2 separate regions of the Homo sapiens genome follow, and region 1 is linked to region 2. The links are chromatin loops, found by intact Hi-C in ENCODE. Cell type or tissue: PC-3. All regions are shown on one strand. Links, peaks and the distances in the headings refer to the core of each region. The heading gives the core; the rest is flanking DNA. Region 1 overlaps VILL (villin like). Region 2 overlaps MYD88 (MYD88 innate immune signal transduction adaptor).

Region 1 (2,902 bases), core at 302-2,801, 140 kb before region 2:
CTGGAGTTTTCTCTAATATTCAGCATAAACTATGACTGACCCTCTAAGCCTGGGGGCCTCCTATCCCATGCTCTGGACCCTGCGAGGGTCCCAGACCCTGCGATCCAGATCAACTGGGGACACAGGCCTGTAGGGTGAGGAAGATGCCTTGTTCACTGGTGTCCTGCTGTCAGCTTAGGCCTCCTGTGACTTGGGCCCAGCCCCACCCCATACACCCTGTGAACGGGACGTGGGGCCGGAGGTGAAGGCCCCTCCTCATGCAGGGCCTGAGCCATCTCTTTGCCTGCTAGGGCTGTAATGGTGATCAGCGTGAGATGGCACGGGTGGTGGTCACTGTCATTTCCAGGAAGAATGAGGAAACGGTGCTGGAGGGTCAGGAGCCTCCCCACTTCTGGGAGGCCCTGGGAGGCCGGGCCCCCTACCCCAGCAACAAGAGGTAACAGGGTTGGGAGGAGAGTGTTCTTACCCAGAGGAGGAATTGAGGCCCAGAGAGGAGGGTGGGTGACTGGGATTCACACAGAGAGCTGGCAAGACGAGACTAGAACCAAGGACTCTCAGTTTCCCACTCACAGAGGCTCCCACAAGTACAGCCCACGCTTCGCTCCCAGGCCTGGGTAACTTGCGTCTCTCAGATGCTGGGGAGAGTGGGGGCAGTGGCGACCTCTGCTGGCAGCATCCCCTCCCTGCATTGTCCTGGTCCTGGGCCAGGGGACAAAGCACCCTTCCCCACCCTACAGTCCTCAGGGATCACGGTGCCCAGTGTGTGTGTATACAGTGTCATATGATGTGTGGGTATACAGTGTGTGTGGATGTGCAAGAACAGGTGTATTCAGGGTGTTGTGTGTGGTGTGTAAGTGGACAGGGTGTGTGTAGGAGGTAGGAGTGAGGCCTCAAGGGGAGGAGGGAGCTGAGTCCTGGTCGCTCTTGGTCTGCCTGTGGGGCTTGGTTTATGTGCTGCACTCCCCACAATTCTCCTGAGCTCAGTACTCCCGTCTCCTTCTCCCAGCCTGGCTTGCCTCCTTCCACTTTGGGCCGGAGACCTACTCTCTGCCAGGGGTGGGCTGAGGAGCTCCTCCCATCCCAGGGAGGGCGAGACTCCAGCTCAGGCCCTCCCCTACCCCTGCAGCCCTCTCCTAGGGAAATTCATGGGGCACCTTGCGTCACAGCTGGGTGGGGCGAGAGCTTTCTCCATGAGCAGAGAGGGACCCTGTACCCAGAGCAGAGCGGAGTGCTCGGGGAGAAACCACGGGGCTCAGAGGAGGGCCCAGGGCTCCCACTCCTGAGAAGTGGCTTCCCAGGCCCTGGGGTGGGGCACTTGTGCCATGGGCTGGGGTGCCCCTCTGGGTGGCTCACAGCCTTGCTGTCCGTGCTGGCCAGGCTCCCTGAGGAGGTCCCCAGCTTCCAGCCACGACTGTTTGAGTGCTCCAGCCACATGGGCTGCCTGGTCCTCGCAGAAGTGGGGTTCTTCAGCCAGGAGGACCTGGACAAGTATGACATCATGTTACTGGACACCTGGCAGGAGGTAAGGTGGCCATCCCTGCCTGGTGGGGCTGTGAACGGGGGTGTGTTTCTGTTTGTGTAACTGGGTGTGTGTGTATCTAGCCATCTGCCTCTGTACACAGGGCTGTGGGTGAGTCTGACCCTGTCACTGAGCAATTGCATTGCGGTGCATATGAGACCATGGATGAGTGTGCATCACCAGGTGGCAGCAGTGAGACTCCGGGAGATTAGGAGTGTGTTGGAACTCAGGGGTAACTGAGACCATGTTTGCAGTTGTGTGTGGCCCTGTGTGCCTTATGATACTATGTGTGGCTCCAGCGACAGTGCCTGCGGCCGAGCATGTGTCGGTGCTGCATGAGTGACTGTGATTGGAATGCCCAATCGCATCATTCATGTGTGTGGCTTGGTGTGAGTGTTTGCCTTCGTGCACCTGTGTGTGACACTTTGTCAGTGACTGTGAGGTCACGTGATGCTAGAACTGGCCAGACCAGTGGCAACTGGTGAAAATGTGTCTGTGAGCAAGACTATGACTGGCTGTGGGCGAATGATGGATGGGTGTGTTTGTGGGTCTGTGTTTCTGCGCACAGTGGTATAACTGGCCGGGTGTGCGTGGCTGTGTAAACAAGTGCTGTTGTGTTTGCATGCAGCTCTGTGTCTGACAACAGTGGATGACAGTGTGTGGCTATGGTTTGCTGTCTGGCTGTGTGGCGATGGATGACTGTGTGTCTGTGTAAGCTGCAATAATGTGTGTTCTCTGCATCTCTGTGGGGCCGTGTCTACAGCACTGTTTGAATTGGTGATGAAGCTGTGTGCTCCCATCTACTCAGAACAAACCCAGAGCTCTTACCACAGCCCTACGTGACCTGGCCAGCCCCAACTCTTTGACCCAATTTCCCCCTGCTCCCCCCTCACTGCTTCTGCTGCAGCCACAATGGCCTCTTTGTGTTCCCTGAACATGCCGGGCACACGGCCACCTCGGGGCTTTTACACCGGTTGTTTCTTCTGGTTAGGACACTTTTCCTCCAGACATACATGTGACTTGCTCTCTCATGAAAGCTCTATAAGGGCAGGGATTTTTGTCCATTTTCTTTCATTGTTGACTCCCCAAAGCCTAGACCAATGCCCGGCACACAGTAGGTGCTCAATAAGTATTTGTGGATTGATCTCCAGGTAAATCATGCAAGAAAAAAAAAATGTGTGGATTGAACGTGTGTGTGCATGTATGCATGCATTCCTGTGACCTTCTCGTGTGTTCACGGGTGTGTGGGTACAGCCGCTTGCTGGGTGTGTCTGCTTGGCCAGGGATGTGTATGTGGGGTTCTGTCTGGGACAACTGGACAGGGAGTGGACAGGAAGGGGTCAGCTCTGGGCAGCCCCTCCACCTGCCCAAGGCCAGGTCCCC
Region 2 (2,902 bases), core at 297-2,796:
GGCACTTACATAATATACATGCATAGGCGTTGGATACAGCCGCCCACAGACAGGCACACCTTGCTGAGTTGGAATCACTGCACCATAACCAGTGGGTCTCCTGAGCCTTTCTGGCATGCCCAGCCCCTTGCTCACATCTGCCCTGGATCCCAGAAGAAGCAGACCTACCTTGGTACCATTCTTAGGATCCCTAGGAAGGGACAGAGATACAAACCTGACTTTGATGGCCTTCCAGAAAGCCAGAACACCACTGACATCCCTTTGGGTCAGTTAGAGCCAGTGGGAGCTCAACTTCTCAGAGCCGTTGAGCTTCGCGTGGCACCAGTGAACTGGGGAAGCCCTCTAGAACAACCCAGCCAGAGGAGGTGGGACAGCGGCTGGATCCTGACTGTGGGTAAAGAGGTAGGCACTCCCAGGGAGGCTGCTTTACTCTGTCTCTTCCCCACAGAGGAGGATTGCCAAAAGTATATCTTGAAGCAGCAGCAGGAGGAGGCTGAGAAGCCTTTACAGGTGGCCGCTGTAGACAGCAGTGTCCCACGGACAGCAGAGCTGGCGGGCATCACCACACTTGATGACCCCCTGGGTAAGGGTCCAATACTGTTCCCATGGGACAGGTGGAATAGGACATTGTGGTGTTAAGAGCATGGGTGTTTGAAGCAGATGGGCTGTGAGACCTTGGGCAAGTCACTTAATCTTTCTGAGCCTCAGTTTCCTCACCTAAGAAATGGAGATAATAGTCCTACCTCTGGATTGCTGTGAGATGCTCATGAAATAATGTCTGTCTCGTGGTTAATCCAGAGCTTAGCCCCTGAGGTACTCATCTTTCCTCTCCTGGAAAGGGCACTTTCTCTGAGGAGTATCATCTTGGGAAGGGTGCAGGGCCCAGGGTTGCCTAGGCAGGGGACTCTTGGCTGGATCCCTCCCAAGCCTTCCCATGGAGCTCTGACCACCACCCTTGTGCTCTGCACCCAGGGCATATGCCTGAGCGTTTCGATGCCTTCATCTGCTATTGCCCCAGCGACATCCAGTTTGTGCAGGAGATGATCCGGCAACTGGAACAGACAAACTATCGACTGAAGTTGTGTGTGTCTGACCGCGATGTCCTGCCTGGCACCTGTGTCTGGTCTATTGCTAGTGAGCTCATCGAAAAGAGGTTGGCTAGAAGGCCACGGGGTGGGTGCGTGGATGCATGAAGCCCTGCCCTGGGGTCCAGATACTGGGCATCTCCTCCTAGCTGTGCACTGTCCAGCCTGGGCACAGTGGGCCCTTCCTGAAGCTATTCCCAGGGGATATGCTGAACTAAGTTGCCACAGGACCTGCAGCCTGCCCACTCTCCCCTAGGTGCCGCCGGATGGTGGTGGTTGTCTCTGATGATTACCTGCAGAGCAAGGAATGTGACTTCCAGACCAAATTTGCACTCAGCCTCTCTCCAGGTAAGCTCAACCCTGCTCTGGCAAGAGAATGAGGGAATGTGTAGGTGGGGCCTCTGGATTGTCAGCCTTCCCTCCCCAAGGACTGTGGATGCAGTACCAAAGAACTGCTGAAGATCTCTGCACACCTGAGCATGTGTGCATGTGTGTGCCTTTTTGTGTGAGTGAATGTGTGCCAGGGGTACTTAGATGGGGGATGGCTGTTGTTAACCCTGGGGTTGAAGACTGGGCTTGTCCCACCATGGGGCAAGGGCCTGATGCCAGCATGGCACCCCTTGGCTTGCAGGTGCCCATCAGAAGCGACTGATCCCCATCAAGTACAAGGCAATGAAGAAAGAGTTCCCCAGCATCCTGAGGTTCATCACTGTCTGCGACTACACCAACCCCTGCACCAAATCTTGGTTCTGGACTCGCCTTGCCAAGGCCTTGTCCCTGCCCTGAAGACTGTTCTGAGGCCCTGGGTGTGTGTGTATCTGTCTGCCTGTCCATGTACTTCTGCCCTGCCTCCTCCTTTCGTTGTAGGAGGAATCTGTGCTCTACTTACCTCTCAATTCCTGGAGATGCCAACTTCACAGACACGTCTGCAGCAGCTGGACATCACATTTCATGTCCTGCATGGAACCAGTGGCTGTGAGTGGCATGTCCACTTGCTGGATTATCAGCCAGGACACTATAGAACAGGACCAGCTGAGACTAAGAAGGACCAGCAGAGCCAGCTCAGCTCTGAGCCATTCACACATCTTCACCCTCAGTTTCCTCACTTGAGGAGTGGGATGGGGAGAACAGAGAGTAGCTGTGTTTGAATCCCTGTAGGAAATGGTGAAGCATAGCTCTGGGTCTCCTGGGGGAGACCAGGCTTGGCTGCGGGAGAGCTGGCTGTTGCTGGACTACATGCTGGCCACTGCTGTGACCACGACACTGCTGGGGCAGCTTCTTCCACAGTGATGCCTACTGATGCTTCAGTGCCTCTGCACACCGCCCATTCCACTTCCTCCTTCCCCACAGGGCAGGTGGGGAAGCAGTTTGGCCCAGCCCAAGGAGACCCCACCTTGAGCCTTATTTCCTAATGGGTCCACCTCTCATCTGCATCTTTCACACCTCCCAGCTTCTGCCCAACCTTCAGCAGTGACAAGTCCCCAAGAGACTCGCCTGAGCAGCTTGGGCTGCTTTTCATTTCCACCTGTCAGGATGCCTGTGGTCATGCTCTCAGCTCCACCTGGCATGAGAAGGGATCCTGGCCTCTGGCATATTCATCAAGTATGAGTTCTGGGGATGAGTCACTGTAATGATGTGAGCAGGGAGCCTTCCTCCCTGGGCCACCTGCAGAGAGCTTTCCCACCAACTTTGTACCTTGATTGCCTTACAAAGTTATTTGTTTACAAACAGCGACCATATAAAAGCCTCCTGCCCCAAAGCTTGTGGGCACATGGGCACATACAGACTCACATACAGACACACACATATATGTACAG

What was found. A loop is a pair of places that touch in the nucleus more often than their neighbours do. Peaks named below come from ENCODE experiments on the same cell type or tissue, not always from the same donor. Only the 100,000 strongest peaks of a DNase experiment are listed, where the experiment ranks them.
Region 1: a loop joins it to region 2, with 5 times the contacts of the local background. A loop is called at or near these places in 13 of 110 quality-filtered maps.

Annotation. Positions count from the first base shown.
Region 1 is chr3:38,002,878-38,005,779 of GRCh38, forward strand. VILL (villin like) reads left to right here. Exons shown (of 20, transcript NM_015873.4): 15 at 291-436; 16 at 1,378-1,522. Among named protein-coding and RNA genes, the nearest start is that of VILL, 14 kb to the left of the region's middle. RefSeq lists a silencer at 693-742. In PC-3, for the core only: CTCF peaks have their summits at 676 (motif pointing left), 883 and 1,711 (motif pointing right); DNase peaks (open chromatin) are centred at 1,694 and 1,894; H3K4me3 peaks cover 353 bases; H3K27ac peaks cover 1,833 bases.
Region 2 is chr3:38,139,416-38,142,317 of GRCh38, forward strand. It overlaps MYD88 (MYD88 innate immune signal transduction adaptor), which reads left to right. Exons shown (of 5, transcript NM_002468.5): 2 at 449-583; 3 at 973-1,153; 4 at 1,342-1,433; 5 at 1,717-2,902. The coding sequence ends at 1,871. Among named protein-coding and RNA genes, the nearest start is that of MYD88, 2.2 kb to the left of the region's middle. In PC-3, for the core only: a CTCF peak has its summit at 1,347; a DNase peak (open chromatin) is centred at 2,656; H3K4me3 peaks cover 367 bases; H3K27ac peaks cover 1,352 bases.